3 separate regions of the Homo sapiens genome follow, and all the other regions are linked to region 3. A link is a contact called in ENCODE Hi-C or POLR2A ChIA-PET data. All regions are on one chromosome and are shown on one strand. Each heading gives the region's core, a stretch centred on a gene start or an enhancer-like site at or near the end of the contact. The rest is flanking DNA. Distances are from core to core; before and after follow the strand shown.

Region 1 (3,726 bases), core at 447-2,946, 1.7 Mb after region 3:
GGACCCGGTTTACTGGGTTTTTTTTGTTTTTTGTTTTTTGTTTTTTTTTGAGACAGAGTCTCACTTTGTCACCCAAGCTGAAGTGCAGTGGTGCAACCTCAGCTCACTGCAGCCTCGACCTTCTGGGCTCAAGTGATCCTCCTTCCTCAGTCCCCCAAGTAGCTGGGGCTACAGGTGCATGCATTTGTATTTTCAGTAGAGACAGGGTTTCACCTTGTTGCCCAGGCTGTTCTCAAACTCCTGGACTCAAGTGATCTGCCCGCCTTAGCCTCCCAAAGTGCTAAGATTACAGGTGTGAGGCACTGCGCCTGGCCTTTACTGTTAACTTAAAACAAAAAATTATAAATTTGAAAAAAGAGGAGACTTTATTTCTTATAAAAGGTTATAGCCTGCAAGGAGGCCATTCCATAGGCTGATAAACATAGCCTCTGGCCTAAGACCAGAGACAGGCACTTGGAAGGCAGAGGGGTTGGGGTAGGAGCTTTATGCTGAACAGTTTGGCCAAACATACATACGTAACAGGTTACAGGAGGAGCTATGAATATTAATGGAGGTGGTCCTTACACATGCATATTGAACAAACATGCATGTAACATGTTCTCTTTGGGGTGGAGACTTAACATTTAATTGTATTACTTCAAATACATTTAAATGTATTACTTCAAACCTACACTTCAAAAGGTCTTTTCAGGACGTGAATGCATACAAGTGCACAATCCCTGTACACTGGCCAGAACCGGTCCATGGTCGGTCTTCTTATCATGAAAAAGTTCCTGAAATCAGCCCAGTGAAAGCTGTAGTTCTGGCTGGTGCAACAGGGGTTCAGCTGGTCAGCATCTGTGAACTGATTAAGTTGTAATTGTTTTAATATTGCTTATCTCAAGCCAGTGCTTGTTTAGCCTCTAGAGGAAAAGAAAACCTTTGTGGCAGTTAGACCATAGTTTATTTCTTAAGTGTAGGAGTGTGTGACTTAGGTCCTTTTTATAATTTGATGTCTTATTGCTACAAAGAGTCTGTTCTGTCCGCCTTATGATTTCTATTTTAAACATTAATGCTAGTCAGCTGTTGAGTCTAAATTCCAAAATGGAGGGGGTAGACTTCCCTTCCGGCTGTAGCTAGAAACTCAGCTTTAAGGTTTTTCTGGGGTCTGCTTGGCCAAGGAGGTCCATTCAGTCAGTGAGGGGCTTAGGATTTTATTTTTAGTTTACACCACCTTACAGGTTCCTCCTTAACACCCTTTGATGTCAGAGACAGCCAATTCTCCAGCACTGTGGCTAAGGAGGCTTCGTTAGTAGTTAAAAGCACACACATAACCCTACCCAACGGATCCCTCTCTTCTCTTAACCAAGAGGGCGCACCACTGCCCTACTCAACCTCCCCACAAATAAGGACGAGACACGGGAAGTGTTAAAAGCAAGTGGTGAGTATAAAATCCTCGGAATTTTCTCTTTGAGCAACTAACTAGGTCTGTTACTGAAGCCCTCTGCGAGCTTGGATGCTGGACGAGGGAGAGGGTGAGGCCACCAGGCAATGAGCGCCCTCGGCGGCCGCGTGATCCCGGGGGTGGGGCCCATTTCTGAGTTGGGGCCAGCTCCCCACCCCCAAGAGGCCCCACATTCCGGGCCAGCAGCCCAGAAAGTCCCTCCCCGCAGGCGGAGACAGCCCCAAGAAGTCGACGCCCCGGTCCCGCCGCCCGGCCACTACCCAGAGGGCTGCCGCCGCCTCTCCAAGTTCTTGTGGCCCCCGCGGTGCGGAGTATGGGGCGCTGATGGCCATGGAGGGCTACTGGCGCTTCCTGGCGCTGCTGGGGTCGGCACTGCTCGTCGGCTTCCTGTCGGTGATCTTCGCCCTCGTCTGGGTCCTCCACTACCGAGAGGGGCTTGGCTGGGATGGGAGCGCACTAGAGTTTAACTGGCACCCAGTGCTCATGGTCACCGGCTTCGTCTTCATCCAGGGCATCGGTACTGGCACCTCCTGGGGGGGTGCGGGGAGGAAAGCGGGGAGAACGGCGGGGGCAGAGGGTCCTCCGTGAAGCCCCTTCCAGCTGAGGAAGTGCTGGAGGATCGCGGGGCCCGGAGGAGTGCGGTGAGGAGCGCGCGGGAAGCCAAGTCGGCTGGGCGGGAGGGAGGCTGGCTGGCTCTGGGGCGGGACAGAGCTGCGGTTCAGGAGGATCGCCGCGAGCGCGGGGCCGGGGGTGCGCGGTGGAGACGCGCTGCTGGGGGCGGCGGAGCGGGGCCGGCCCCACTTGGTTAACTCTTTGCGGCGACTGGCTAGGACGCACTGGAGGGGCCTCCAAGACCCAGAAACTTGAGCCCGGGCGCGATGCCGGAGCGCCGCGCAGTCGGGCCGCTGCAGCCCACGCGCCCCGGAAAGTCGCCCCTGTGGACCGAGCCTGCGCGATCGGGGGCGCGGAAACACTTTCGCCTCAGCCTTTTGCTGAACTTGCTTCCAGGCTGCAGATGAGGAGGGGAAGGCAGCGGGGAAAAGATTGCCGGAGCGAGAATTTGCCCGTATTTGTAACATCCTCGGCCCTGGGTAAAGGGGCTGGCCAAGGGGGGCGAGTGAAGCATCCGCCCTGGGTTCCTCTCCTCCTAGAGTGTTAAACTCAGTCGAGTCCGGGAAGCTGCCAGGACTTCCAAGTGTGTTTCGCCGCCCTGCCCAGTCATTGGACGGTCTTGAGCCCGACTTGTTTATGTGGCAGAAGAGTGGCGAAAGTTCCCCCGCGGGGCTTCCTATTGGGCACTGGCCCAGCACTCCGGGTGGGAGATGCCCGGAGAGGGCCCGCGGCTGCCTGGCACCGAGGGATGCCTCTGCTCGGGATGCCCCCGGCGCAAGCTGCGTCCGTGTTTGGCCCGCGGCGAGCCAGCCCCGGGCCTGCATTCTCTGGGCTGAGGCTGGCGCGGGGGAGGGGCTCAGCAGTCGCTGGCAATGTTTGTTGTCATTGTGTAGTGCCTCTCAATGTCCTGACTGCTTCCTTCGGTTTGCCGTGTAGCTGGAGGAACCTCTAGCTTTTGGCGCAAACACCATTTATTTGTAACCACTTCCCCAAAGGCACGGCCTTCAGAAAGTAGTTAGAGAAAGGCAGCAAGGGGTGGAGTGGTGTTATGTCGCAGAAAATAATCGAGAGGAGTAGCAAGGGTTTGGAAAGATATGCCCACTGGCCGAAATCTCTAGCTTTGCCTGCGGGCAGGCTGCCTTTTCTTCACCAAATATTTAACTCCCCACAAACGAGTGTGCAAAAGAGTGCTGACCTCATTCCTAAAGAAAAGTGATTTTGGCTTTTGTTTTTGTTGGTTGTTTTAAACTTGTACTGCAGCTTTGGCAAGTGTGGCCAGCATTCTCCCACTCTGGAATGTAGTGGAAGGTGTTACTAACCCTCAGCATTCAAAGGCTTCCCTGGTGTGAGATCGGCATCAGGGTGTGAGATCGGCATCAGGGTGTGAGCACCACTGGGCACCTAAGGCATTTCGTTGCGTAACTCTCAGTTATTTTGCCACTATGCTTATAAGAAAAAAACATACTCAAGTTCCAAAGTAACTGTCAGAAGCACTCTTTCCTTCGTGGTGGAGCCCTTAAGTTTGGCCCCGAGCTGTCTACACCTTGTTTGCTCAAAGAGTAGAGCCAGTCTCCTCTTCTACCCAACTCTTCAGAGCAGCTTCTAATACCAAAAAGCTTTCTGGAGGTCTTGGAATATCTTCTCATAATTGAGGGTAAGGGAAACACAAG
Region 2 (3,324 bases), core at 164-2,663, 1.9 Mb after region 3:
AAGAAGGATGTGCATTTTTGTGCATTTTTATGTTTTTTGTTTTTTTTGTTTCTTTTTCTTTTTTTTTTTTTTGAGGCAGGGTCTTGCTCTGTCTCCCAGGCTGGAATGCAATTGTGTAATCTCAGCTCACTATAACCTCCGCCTCCTGGGCGCAAGCCATCCTCCTGCCTCAGCCTCGTGACTAGCTAGGACTACAGGCGCATGCCACACACCCTGCTAATTTTTCTATTTTTTGTAGAGACGGGGTTTCACCATGTTGCCCAGGCTGGTCTCTAAGTCCTGAGCTCAGGTGATCTGCCTGCCTCGGCCTCCCAAAGTGCTGGGATTACAGGTGTGAGCCACTGCGCCTGGTCCATTTTAGCTGTTACCACAACACCCATCACCATTGCTGGCACATGGTAGGCAATCAATAATAATTTTTTTTCAAATTAATACATGAAAACTATTAGGAAAGAAGTAAAAAAATAACATAGCTATAAAGCTCTTTGAATGTTAGGTTATTGGGAAAAGCTGTGGAAAGCCAAGGATTTTCTTTCTCAAATTTATTTTTAGAATATTTTTTTCTACACAAAAGACCACAGATAAGGCAGAGAAAGATAAGAAAAAGACCACAAGCCCAAGGACTTGGAATTTGAATCATAAAGGTTCATTCTAGACTTGGGCAATATCTAGAACTTCTAGAACAATCAGTTTTCTAGAACATAGAAAAGATATTACCTTGGTGTTAGCTTTAACTCCTGCCAAATAATGCTTTAAATTATTTAAACTTTAAAAAGGTGTGTCAATGTATACATTGCAGGTAAATTCATGTTCCAGTAACTTTTGTTTTCTTTGTATGTTAAAAATCTAACTGTGGAAAACATTCTAGCTTGGTTTGAGAGTCCAATAATACAAAATGCTTTATTTCCTAAAATTGTTTGAGAGAAAACCAAAATGCTACCACACTGCAACAAAATACTAAAGAATTATTTGCTATGTCAGTTGACATATTTTTATTTAGATTTTGCCTAAGATGCCACATGAAGCCTATATAAGACATTCTTTCCCTAAAACTTACATATGTATGTACATATATATATATAATGTTTTACATCCTAAACAGTCTACTTCACGTCTTCACCAAATGTGCAGCAGCGTGATTCACAGGTTCACCACTGGAAAATAGACCTTAAAATTCCGCCAATATTGGGTCAAAGATCTTACACTATAACACATACTACACTGTGGGCACGGATCAACAGACGAGAATACTTTATACAGAAGCTTCTCGACGGAAGAAGGCCTTGGAGTGGGAAATCTAAAGGAGGGGACACACTACATGTCCCAGCACACCTTGCGACGCCCAGCGACCACAATTCCCAGAACGCACTGCTCGTCGCACGCAGGTTTTCCTTGTTGCCGGGGTTTGTAGTTCTTCTCGATCGTGTCAGTTTGTAAGGCGAGGGCGGAAGTTGGATTCCTGGCCTGAGAATATTAGGCGTAGTTTTCCAGTTTTTGGCAAAGCGGAAATACTTAAGGCCCCTGGGTTGACTGGGTTCTTTGTTTTATCTACCGGCTTCTGCTTTACGACAGGTAAGTCACGGAGGGGCTACAATTCCTCGCAGCAGGGCCCCACCTTTTATTTCTGGGAGCGACCTCGTTCTGGTGAGGCTATTTGTCCCTAAGCTCTCGCCGTAGCAGCCGCCGCCCATCCCTCTTTGTGTGCTTTGGAAAGCCGCGGAGCTGGTGGTGGCTACAGTTGGTGTTGGGGGCTTAGGCGAGGGACGTTACCGGGAAGTTGCAGGCGGGAGGACTCTTCCCCATCCAGTCACCTGACAGGTGGGTTGACTGTTCTTCCCTCAAGGCCTCCCTGCCTGTGTTCCACGTCGCAACTCGAAGGGCGGCTTGGCAGTTCCTGCTGACATCCCCGCCCGGCCCAGCTTTGGGGAGGAAAGGCGGGGAGACCTGGGTGCGGTGACTCATTGCGGCCCGGCGAGAGGAGTCCACTCCTTTCCCTTCTCGACCCTCCAGAGGCGGCCTGGGGAGCCTTGAGGCTTGTCCGGCGCCCACTGGCTTCTTCCGGACGCCCTGCCGTGGACCGCGCCCTCTTGGCCGTGACCCCAGGGGAGAAAGTGATTCGTTTTCGCCTTGCCCCATTTTACAAATTAAGGCCATCTCTACTTGCCTTGATAGTGTCTCCCCTCACCTTATGTGTGATGGAAAGCCCCCGAACACGGAGGTTCTAGCACAAAACTCTAGAGACTCTCTTCTCTTGAGTTTTAAGAACGTGAACATGTCGGTCATGGAGGAAGGCTCTGGCTTCTGTGAGGATGAGAGGATTGGTCAGCTGTAGTTCAGCTGGTCAAGACTTTGTTGTTGGGCTTTAAAAATGCGCTTATTTTAATATCAATTAGTGTTGGTATATCTGTTTTACAGTTGACGTTGAACAAAATATAATGTGCCTAGCGTAGCATACAGTTACGTATGGAAGTTCTCTTCACCAGCCGTTTGTATGGAGCTGTTTAGAGGTGTAGAAAGAGTGGAATAAGAAACACGGTCTCTTGCTTTTAGTTTGTTCAAACAAATCTTGGAAGATATTGTGTATATATTTCAGGTCTGCTATGTCAACTTTTCATCCTTTTCGTATGCTTGAAAATTATCAATTCGCTTGCCAGTCTTAATGGAGTTTAGTAGCTGAAATTTCCTTTATCCACTTCTTAGTAGGTGAATTTCTCCTCTTGACTGACTTACCTTTGTTCAGATTTAACAATTGTGCTTTTTAAGAGATTTCCCCTAACCTCTGGAAATACAGTTTTCCAGAGGTTATTCTCCTAGTTTTCTTGATCTAAAGCATTTAATACTTCACTTGTACAGAGACATTGAAAGAGATTGATCATTAGGCAATAAGTCAATCATGTGGAGAAGGTAAGGAGTTCCTGGCTCCTGCCTTATGCTCAGCTGCTAGGCTACTTAAAAAAAAAAAATCCTAATTCATTATTTCTTCCTAAAACTCAAGCTGAAGTAGTGTTTATGCAATTGGTTTTTGAAGCTCAGATTGTAATTGTGTCTACCGTATCCATTATTCATTAGCCAGTGTCAATTGTAATGTTAAGGTCATTCTGCTGGATGTTGTGAAGGCAACAAAAATAACTAAAAAACAGTCCCTGATTTCAAGTACATTACAATCTAATAGGGAACATTTCAGGTATGTCCACAAATAATTGTACTAAAAGTGCCATCAGAGGTATACGTAAGGTGTTATTGTGGAGAAATACAGTCATATGATTTGATAGCTAATGATGGTAACTCCTGCGTTTTGCTTTAGTATTACTACAGCACTTTTAG
Region 3 (3,409 bases), core at 836-3,335:
ATAGTGGAGAGGCAGGGCGCGGCGGCTCACGCCTGTAATCCCAGCACTTTGGGAGGCCGAGGTGGGTGGATCACGAGGTCAGGAGATTGAGACCATCCTGGCTAACACGGTGAAACCCTGTCCCTACTAAAATTACAAAAAAATTAGCCGGGCTTGGTGGCGGGCGCCTGTAGTCCCAGTTACTCGGGAGGCTGAGGCAGGAGAATGGCGTGAACCCGGAAGGCGGAGCTTGTAGTGAGCCGAGATCAAGCTACTGCACTCCAGCCTGGGAGACAGAGCGAGACTCCGTCTCAAAAAAAAAAAGACAGTGGAAATGAAAATAAAAGAATAGGTAGTGGTGTCAAATACTGGAAAGAGGTCGGGCTTCATAAAGTAGGAGCAGAAATTAAGTTGTAGCAGATTGTGGAGCGAATGGAAATTTAGGAAGAAGAAAGAGTAAATGTGAACAATTAAACGTGGCCCCGGAAGCGGTGGCTCACCCCTGTGATCCCAACATTTTGGGAGGCCGAGATGGGCGGATTGCTTGAGACGGGAGTTTGAGACCAGCCTGGGCAACATAAGGAGACCCTGTCTCTACTAAAAATACAAAAATTAGCTGGGTCTGATGACGCGAGCCTGTGGTCCCAGCTGCTCGGGTGGCTGGGGTGGGAAAATCGCTTGAGCCCGGGAGGCAAAGCTTCCAGTGATCTGAAATTGCGCCACTGCACTCCAGTCTGGTCGACAGTGAGACCCTGTCTCAAAAAAAAAAAAAAAAAAAAGAAAGAAGAAAAGAAAGAGAAAGAGAAAGGTGGCCTACGAAAAGAATGGTTGGATGCTTAGTAATGGGGGAAGCTTTATTATTTTTTCAATTATTTTTAAGACAGGAGGAGACAAATTCTGACAAGAATTGAGCTAATAGAAAGAGAGGGGTTAAAAATGCAAGAGGATATTGGATGGAGTTGGGATCCTGAGAAGGCAGGATCCAGTGGTTAAGTAAAAGGATTGCAGGATTGCGTTTAAGCCTGTGGATGGACACCTCTTTGCATTATTATAGGAAGAAGAAAAAGAGTGAATGGACGATGACGAAGTAGAGAAGTGTCTGAGGCTGCTACTTCTAGGAATAGCAGAATTCAAAGTTATCTGTTATGAGAATCAAATGAGTTAAAACATACAAAGTTTTAGCATGTAAAGTTAATACATAAAGTTTTATTTAGTTTATAATTTAGTGATTCGTAAAATTATTGAGCAAATTTAACTTATCACTGTTATATGATGATCGTGACATACTTAACTCATGTAGAAGACCAGGAATAACCTGTTTTAATTATGTTTCATTCATTTCAAACACAAGGTTATGGATTGGAAACACTCCTGTTCTTCTTTGTTGTTGTTGTTGTTGTTGTTGTTTTTAGAGACGGAGTCTCGCTTTGTCACCCAGGCTGGAGTGCAGTGGCGCGATCTCGGCTCACTACAACCCCCGCCTCCTGGGTTCAAGTGATTCTCCTGCCTCAGCCTCCGGAGTAGCTGGGATTACAGGCGTGCGCCACCATGCCCGGCTAATTTTTGTATTTTTAGTAGAGACAGGGTTTCACCATGTCAGCCAGGCTGATCTCAAACTCCTCACCTCAAGTAATCCGCCTGCCTCGGCCTCCCAAAGTGCTGGGATTACAGGCGTGAGCCACCGCGCCTGGCCTTCTGTTCTTCTTTGGATTGCTTTTCCTACAGTTTTTGTTTTCCTTAAGTTGGGGTTTCATTCTGTCGCCCGCTGGACTTTGATAACAGTAGGAATGTACATCTCAGACAAAATGCAGATGCCTAAAGTACATCTGAAAGATGATGTGAATAATTCCTGTAGTCTATGCAAATAAAGAAATAATTGCCCTTATTAAAGATTTCCTATAAGGTGAGTACTTTATTTCAGTAGCTCTTAACTTAGAAAGTTGGGAGCCTAGCTTGGTCCACAGGCGCCCAGGAGAGAGGGGCGGGAGGAAGGCTCTGCAGCCCGAGGGGGCGTGTGTAGGGGCGGGGCTGCGGGCGGAGGAGCGCGGACGCTCCGGGTATCGCGAGAGTTGGGCGGGCCGAGCAATCGCAGCAGTCTATTCCCTCACTCTCCCTGGAGGAGCCGCTGGCCCTGGACTCTCCAAATTCTGAGCTCTCATCATGGCGGCGGCGGCCGCGGCGGCCGTCGGGGGCCAGCAGCCGTCACAGCCCGAGCTGCCCGCGCCGGGGCTGGCCCTAGACAAGGCGGCCACCGCCGCGCACCTCAAGGCGGCCCTCAGCCGGCCGGACAACCGCGCAGGTGCTGAGGAGCTGCAGGCGCTGCTGGAGCGGGTGCTGAGCGCCGAGCGGCCGCTGGCCGCGGCTGCCGGCGGCGAGGACGCGGCGGCGGCCGGAGGCGGGGGCGGTCCGGGGGCGGCCGAGGAGGAGGCCCTGGAGTGGTGTAAGTGCCTTCTGGCGGGCGGCGGCGGCTACGACGAGTTCTGCGCGGCGGTGCGGGCCTACGATCCCGCGGCGCTCTGCGGCCTGGTCTGGACAGCCAACTTCGTGGCCTACCGCTGCCGGACGTGCGGCATCTCGCCCTGCATGTCGCTGTGCGCCGAGTGCTTCCACCAGGGCGACCACACCGGACACGACTTCAACATGTTCCGCAGCCAGGCCGGGGGCGCCTGCGACTGCGGGGACAGCAACGTGATGCGGGAGAGCGGGTGAGTGGAGCCCTCCCCGCGGGCGAGGCGACCCTGGGCCGGGGACGTCGCGGGAGGGCCTGGAGCGGAGCACTGGGAGCCCACTCTGAGCTGTCAAGGGGAGGGTGCGGGGGAGGGTGCAGCCACAGGGGGATGGAGGTGACTGAGCTGTCAGCGGTGGAAAGGGGGTGGGGAGGAGAAGGAGGGGAGAGGAGAGCGGAGAGCATGTTTAGGAAACCGGGCTGTGAATTTTGGGGAAGCCAGGGTGGGTAAATGATAGCGAGAAAAGAGCCAGTGTATGGGGTAGGAGGGGAGTGAGGGGAAATGATTTTTGGGGAAGCTCGTGTCGAGCTGTCAAGTGTGTACTTGTTGGGAAAGGCTGTAAAGCCTGGTTCTTGGGAAGAGACTTAGGTTGTGATTTGGATTGGCTGGGAGGGGATGTTATTGGGGACCGTATTGGCTCGCGGGATGATGAGAGCTGGGGAGGTGGTCTTGTACGTGCAGGGAAGGACGCTTGAGGAAAAGGTCTTCTGAACTGCCAGTGTGTCTGTCACTGTGAGAGAAGGAGCTCTTGAGGGTTGAGGGAGGAGGGAAGGGGAGGGGCCTGCATGAAAAGTGACTGTTGAGCTGTCAGTGGATTATTTGGTATGCTGGAATGACATTTAGAATTGGGCTACTGAGCAGTCAGTTACAGAATACCCTCCATACCAGGAGAACAAACAAAATACTGAGCGAACCAGGAATCA

Evidence for each region. A loop is a pair of places that touch in the nucleus more often than their neighbours do. ChIA-PET counts read pairs that join two places held with the same protein, here RNA polymerase II (POLR2A). Pooled maps may share reads with other maps.
Region 1: a loop to region 3 is called in a map of tibial artery, with 8 times the contacts of the local background. The contact joins the promoter of CYBRD1 here to the promoter of UBR3 in region 3. A Hi-C loop is called at or near these places in 1 of 168 maps with a recorded cell type or tissue (tibial artery) and 8 of 50 pooled maps.
Region 2: a map of B cell shows a loop between it and region 3 (13-fold over the local background). The contact joins the promoter of DYNC1I2 here to the promoter of UBR3 in region 3. A Hi-C loop is called at or near these places in 2 of 168 maps with a recorded cell type or tissue (B cell and naive thymus-derived CD4-positive, alpha-beta T cell) and 10 of 50 pooled maps. POLR2A ChIA-PET finds 5 or more read pairs at or near these places in 1 of 52 experiments (B cell).

The regions. Positions count from the first base shown.
Region 1 is chr2:171,520,778-171,524,503 of GRCh38, forward strand. It overlaps CYBRD1 (cytochrome b reductase 1), which reads left to right and starts at 1,697. Exons shown (of 4, transcript NM_024843.4): 1 at 1,697-1,961. The coding sequence starts at 1,769. RefSeq lists an enhancer at 1,786-1,895 and silencers at 2,006-2,115, 2,266-2,335.
Region 2 is chr2:171,686,056-171,689,379 of GRCh38, forward strand. DYNC1I2 (dynein cytoplasmic 1 intermediate chain 2) reads left to right here and starts at 1,414. Exons shown (of 18, transcript NM_001378.3): 1 at 1,414-1,572. RefSeq lists an enhancer at 1,415-1,584.
Region 3 is chr2:169,825,369-169,828,777 of GRCh38, forward strand. UBR3 (ubiquitin protein ligase E3 component n-recognin 3) reads left to right here and starts at 2,086. Exons shown (of 39, transcript NM_172070.4): 1 at 2,086-2,684. The coding sequence starts at 2,140. RefSeq lists silencers at 83-286, 1,880-2,439, 2,700-2,829.